2 separate regions of the Homo sapiens genome follow, and region 2 is linked to region 1. Evidence: chromatin contacts called from ENCODE Hi-C or POLR2A ChIA-PET data. All regions are on one chromosome and are shown on one strand. Each heading gives the region's core, a stretch centred on a gene start or an enhancer-like site at or near the end of the contact. The rest is flanking DNA. Distances are from core to core; before and after follow the strand shown.

Evidence for each region. A loop is a pair of places that touch in the nucleus more often than their neighbours do. ChIA-PET counts read pairs that join two places held with the same protein, here RNA polymerase II (POLR2A). Pooled maps may share reads with other maps.
Region 2: a pooled map shows a loop between it and region 1 (1.9-fold over the local background). The contact joins two enhancer-like sites. A Hi-C loop is called at or near these places in 1 of 50 pooled maps. POLR2A ChIA-PET finds 5 or more read pairs at or near these places in 5 of 52 experiments (OCI-LY7, activated B cell, activated CD4-positive, alpha-beta T cell and 2 more).

Annotation. Positions count from the first base shown.
Region 1 is chr13:99,374,994-99,377,510 of GRCh38, forward strand. All of the region lies in intron 8 of UBAC2 (UBA domain containing 2), which reads left to right. Among named protein-coding and RNA genes, the nearest start is that of MIR623, 20 kb to the left of the region's middle. RefSeq lists an enhancer at 815-884. Within about 2 kb of position 1,263, at least 13 of the 41 ENCODE cell types and tissues checked have a DNase peak (open chromatin) inside an H3K27ac peak, as active enhancers do.
Region 2 is chr13:99,150,414-99,152,930 of GRCh38, forward strand. No RefSeq gene overlaps it. Among named protein-coding and RNA genes, the nearest start is that of UBAC2-AS1, 49 kb to the right of the region's middle. RefSeq lists silencers at 1,188-1,237, 1,248-1,317, an enhancer at 1,624-1,793 and a cis regulatory region at 1,709. Within about 2 kb of position 1,263, at least 4 of the 41 ENCODE cell types and tissues checked have a DNase peak (open chromatin) inside an H3K27ac peak, as active enhancers do.

The DNA.
Region 1 (2,517 bases), core at 13-2,512:
TGCTTGCTCTAGTAGATTGGAAATACGTTTTCTAACAAGATCCCAAAGTTAGATGTGTTACAATGAAATACTAGATGGTACTCAAATAGTAACCAACTTTTGTGGGGTGTCTCATTCTGCTGGGTGCTCTGAGAGATGTACACAAAGGAGCTCAGCCAGCCTTAACTAAAGACCTGCTCCATACAAGACCCTGACGAGGCTCTAGACACAGTTGGTCTCAGAGCAGCCCAGAACGCTGGCAGGGTCTGTAATAACCAGAAACCTGAGTTCAACCAAGAGATGTGAAAGGAGGGGGGATCTGCAGTTCTCCCAAGGAAGAGAGTGGTCAGACAGGGAGAGGGGGGTGGGGGCTGCACTGCCTTGCAAGGGTCTCGGCCATGCGTCAGCATGGGGGTGGGCAGCTGGTGCCAACAGGTAACCGGTGCCAGTTGCTATGACAGCAGTGGGCGAGGCAGGCCCAGCACATCTGGGCTCCCCCAACAGGGTGTGCATGCTACCCTGCACCCAGTGTGAGCTCAGGATCGGGTGGGGGCCGTCTTCAGGTGGGCATCGCTTTCTGCAAGCGTCAGAATATGGGAAGTAAAAACCCAAAAAAAACATTTGTTTTTGACGCACTTAGCTAAAAGGGAAGTTAAAGAAAACCACACTCTAGTTTGAATAAACCAAAAGGAGTCTTTCACTGAGGGGAGTTGCTAGAAATCTCATTGGAATGAATGTCCCATTTTACTTATGTCAAAGAGGAGTTGAATTGCAAGTAAAATACCAAAGTGGGATTTCATTTATTTTCTTTTCTCTTTTCCTTTTTCCCTTTTTTTTTTTTTTTTTTTTGAGACATGGTCTTGCTCTGTATCCCAAGCTGGAGTGCAGTGGTGCTATCATGGCTCACCGCAACCTCGACCTCCTGGGTTCAAGCCATCCTCCCAACTCTGCCTCCTGAGTAACTGGGACTACAGGCACATGCCACCAAGCCCAGCTAATTTTTTTTTTTTTTTTTTTTGGTAGAGACAAGGGTTGCCCAGGCTGGCATTTTCTTAAATGAGAATTATCTTGAGGTAGTAGGCACACACATCCCAATCATAGATGTTTAAAAATAAAAAATAAGGAAAGAGAAACTGGTACAGATTTATTTCCATCTCTAGGGTGTTTTCCTCATTCAGTGGGTTCTCTGAAAAGCACATTATTAGGGAATGTATTCCATCTTGCTCTCCTTTGGAACATTGTCAGGTGACAGTGACAGTGCTCTTGTGGCAACGCCTATTTCTGTCATGCTCCCCTGCCTTGGTCAGCCAGCCATGTGGAAGTGTCACACCAGGGCTGGTGAAGGGCTGCTGACGCCTGTGGTTCAGAAGCTCGTGACGAAAGGCAACTGATGGAGTCACACCTTGCTCCACTGGGGCACCCTGGACACCTCCAAGAGGGTCTTCATCCCTGTGGGGGCTCTGGTGGGGCACCCTGGACACCTCCAGAGTGGGTCTTCATCCCCGTGAGGGCGGAGCTGGAGTTTGCCATTGCCACAGCACCAGCTGCACCTTGGTGTCCTCTGAGTAGCCTTATCTCTGCTCCTCACCTCTGGAAGTCAGGTTTCCTGTTACGGAAAGCAGGCTCTGGATGTTACATTTGGGGAATGTTAGTGTCTAGAAATAAGAAATAAGTAGATGTGGAAGACAGGAAAGCAAAGCATGCTGGAGGCGAACCCAACTAGAGCTGGCTTCTCAATGAAGTTAGAGGAAGGAATCATTTCGATTTGGGGGCTAGAAACCAAGCTGCACTCTAATCTGATATTTTGTGGTGAGGATTTTTAGGCAGAAACTTCTTGTGATGCCTGAGCAGGAGGAAGGTACTCGCTGTGCTCTGAGATGGAGAGGGAATGTTGAAAGAACACCTTTTTAGAAAATTTCTTTGAGACATTTTTAAAATTTTCCAGACCAATGAATGACTGCAAGCCCATGAAGCCAACACTGACGAAGTTGCAGTATGCAGCGCCGTGCCTCGCCTCGCCTCGCCTCACCATTGCCTCCACTCACGCCAGAACAAGTGTCTATCCTAGCACAGTCTTTTCCAGAGTCTCAGTGTCCTACCAGCATTCTCATTTTGTCCTCCACATGTTTATTGGTCACTTTTGATCTTCACATTCAGCCTTCTCTAACTGGTGCTGGGCACCGGGTGTGTCAGGCTCTGTGTTGGGGGGAAGCAAGCCAGGCCTGGTGCCAGCCCTCAAGGGAGCTCACCGTCTATGAGGGAGACCAGATCCATGCAAGGCCCTAACCCAGTACCCAACTCATGCAAGTACCTAGTGCCAGTCCTTAGAGCAGAGGAGACCTGTAAACATTCATTCCTGTACTTTAACAACTTGACATCAGGAGATTTTACATTGAAACTTTCTCTTCCTGTGGATGTTAGATCGGATCAGGTGCTCATGGTGAGTTCTGATGCTTCTCATCCCAGTAGCTGGACTACAGAGACAGGAAGCAGCCTGCAGAGAAAATGAAGTAGTCCAGGGTTTCAGTGTGAGTTAAT
Region 2 (2,517 bases), core at 13-2,512, 220 kb before region 1:
CTTTAGGTGGGAGAGTGAGTTGGCTTGGGCTGGAGTGAGGCTGGTGTGTACAGAGAGAAATGGTAGGTTTGAGAATATAGGTATTGTGTTCCTGGAACCAACAAGCTTAGCTGATGTATTAAATATGGCGGTACGGAGAGGGGGGCAGATGAGGTGGGAGAAAGAGAGATTGACTCTGAGGCTTCAGGGCTGAGTAACCATGTGGACAATGATACAACTGACAGATGGGCAAGACTTTAGGAAGAGCCAGTCTCCAACCTGTTTTGGAAACCTGCTTCCACATGCCTGGTTTCATGACACCATACACGTTCGGGTCTTGTCCATTCATTGTCGACTGAGGTTCTTTCCATCAAAGTGAGATGTTGAGTCAGACTATGCATTGAGAGTGTCTGAAACCATCATTACTATGTTGCATATATTCCTAAGTAATGACTTAGAGATCAAGAGCGCTGACATAATGCCTGCCATGTTGTGGCCTCACCCTGTGTCTGCTTTTGATCTCTTCTGGGGACTTCAGCACACCATGCAATAAATGGGGACACACTGACCCACCTCTGTGTCTGGGCCTGAATTAAATAAATTTGTTTAGATTTCCCTGAGCTCACAAGTATTTGATGAATCAAGTACATTTAGCAACCTGGCCTGGCAAGCCAGTAACAAACAAAAACAGACTCGTCTGTGCATGCCCTCAGGGCCATGGTCTGTGAGCACCGTGGGGGAAGGCAGAGGAGAGGGTTGATTTTTTTAAGAGGCTTTGAAAATATAAAATTCCACATGGATGATTAATACTTCTATGCAGCATAATGGGTGTTGGCAACCAATGTGAAGAAATTCTTGTTGAAAGAGAAAAGACGATGTTATGGAATAATCTCCTCTGGGAACTAAAGCCACTTACAAGGAAATATTTGAAAGTCTATTTTAATTCCTATCTTATTCATGTCTTCCTTTGACAGTAAGTGAAGTGCATAGCACTATGGGACATGTCTAAAATCAGCTGCTAACTATTCATTTGGCTCAACTGCTGAGGCCAATGATCAATTCCTTGTGCTATATTGTATTGCCTGGAACCTAGTTGTGCTCATGTGTATTGTATTGTATTGTATTGTATTGTATTGTATTGTATTGTATTGTATTGTATTGTATTGTATTGATCTATTTGCTTATTTCTGTAGAGCTGGAGTCTTACCACTTTGCCCAAGCTTGTCTCAAACTCCTGGGCTCAAGCAATCCTCCCACCTCAGCCTCTGAAAGTTCTGAGGTTACAGGCATGAGTCACTGCACCGGGCCATGTCTATTTTATTCTTGACACATGGCCATATTTGCAGTGAGATTAAGTATGGGAGTAGCCATGTGACTCAGCAGAGTGAGGAGACCAGAGCAGCAAGACCTACCCAAGGTGGACAGAGCAAGTGGTCCCCTGCAGGTGCAGCGTTGTCTTGGTGGCTTCTAAGACTTTCTTTCCCTGGGCTGAACGGTCACATCACTGGCATTATTCTCCGGCATGACAGTGTTATATCTTGATGGCTACTGTTCAAATGCTTTCTTTTAAACTAGAAGTTAAAAAGACCTGTTAAATCACAATATCCACATAAATGGACTGGCTAGAGTTGACTCACCTTACCAAACAGGTGTATAGGACTCTAAAGGGGCCCAGGAGACATATAGAACCGCTAACTGCCAGTTCCAGGTGGGGAATTCTAGCCAGCAAAGTGGGAAGTGCACAGGGCCTCGCCAGACTCAAGGGCCCCAAGGAGAGGGCCCATGACTACTTTGTCCATCCAGATACCCTTGCCAGTTAAAGCCATATGTGGAACACACCAGTGGCCATTCTTGAAGCCTTTGTTGATGAAGGAACATGTGAACTGGCTACAGGGAGGGGAATCAGGCTCCATAAAGAGGCAGGGATGCAAGGGGCTGCTTGACATCAGCTCCCCTATCCCAAATCTTCCCTGAGACCCAGCTCAGGCACAGTGATAGCTCCTGAGAAGATGAAAACAAACAAAAAGACATATTCTGCAAACAATTTTTTGTTTAATTTTTTAAAATTTAAAACATCAGGAAAAAATCATGTGCAAGAAAAAAACTATTATAACAGTCTTAAAAAAATTTTTTTTTACTTTCAGAGATAAGATATATACACACAGCAATACACACCAATCTCAACTGAACAGCTCTATGAAAATTATTTCAAGTGACTCTGCATGCTTTCTTACTTGCTTCCTAAACTTTATAAAATTTCAAGTGAAACACTTGACTTGCTTTGTCCAAGAGAATGTGCTGGAAGTGACACTCTGGGACTTCTGAGGACAGGTCACAATATGCCTTGCAGCTTCTGCCTGGGAATCTTGGATCCCTTGCCCTTGGAATGCTCCCTCTGTGAGCCCAGATATCAGGCTGTGAAAGCTGCAAGGTGAGGTTGAGTGGGAGTGCTGTGAGGCACAGACCCAGCGGAGCTTCCAGCCAATAGCCAACTTCAATGCACATCATGAGAGTGAGCACCCATGGGTATTCAGCCCC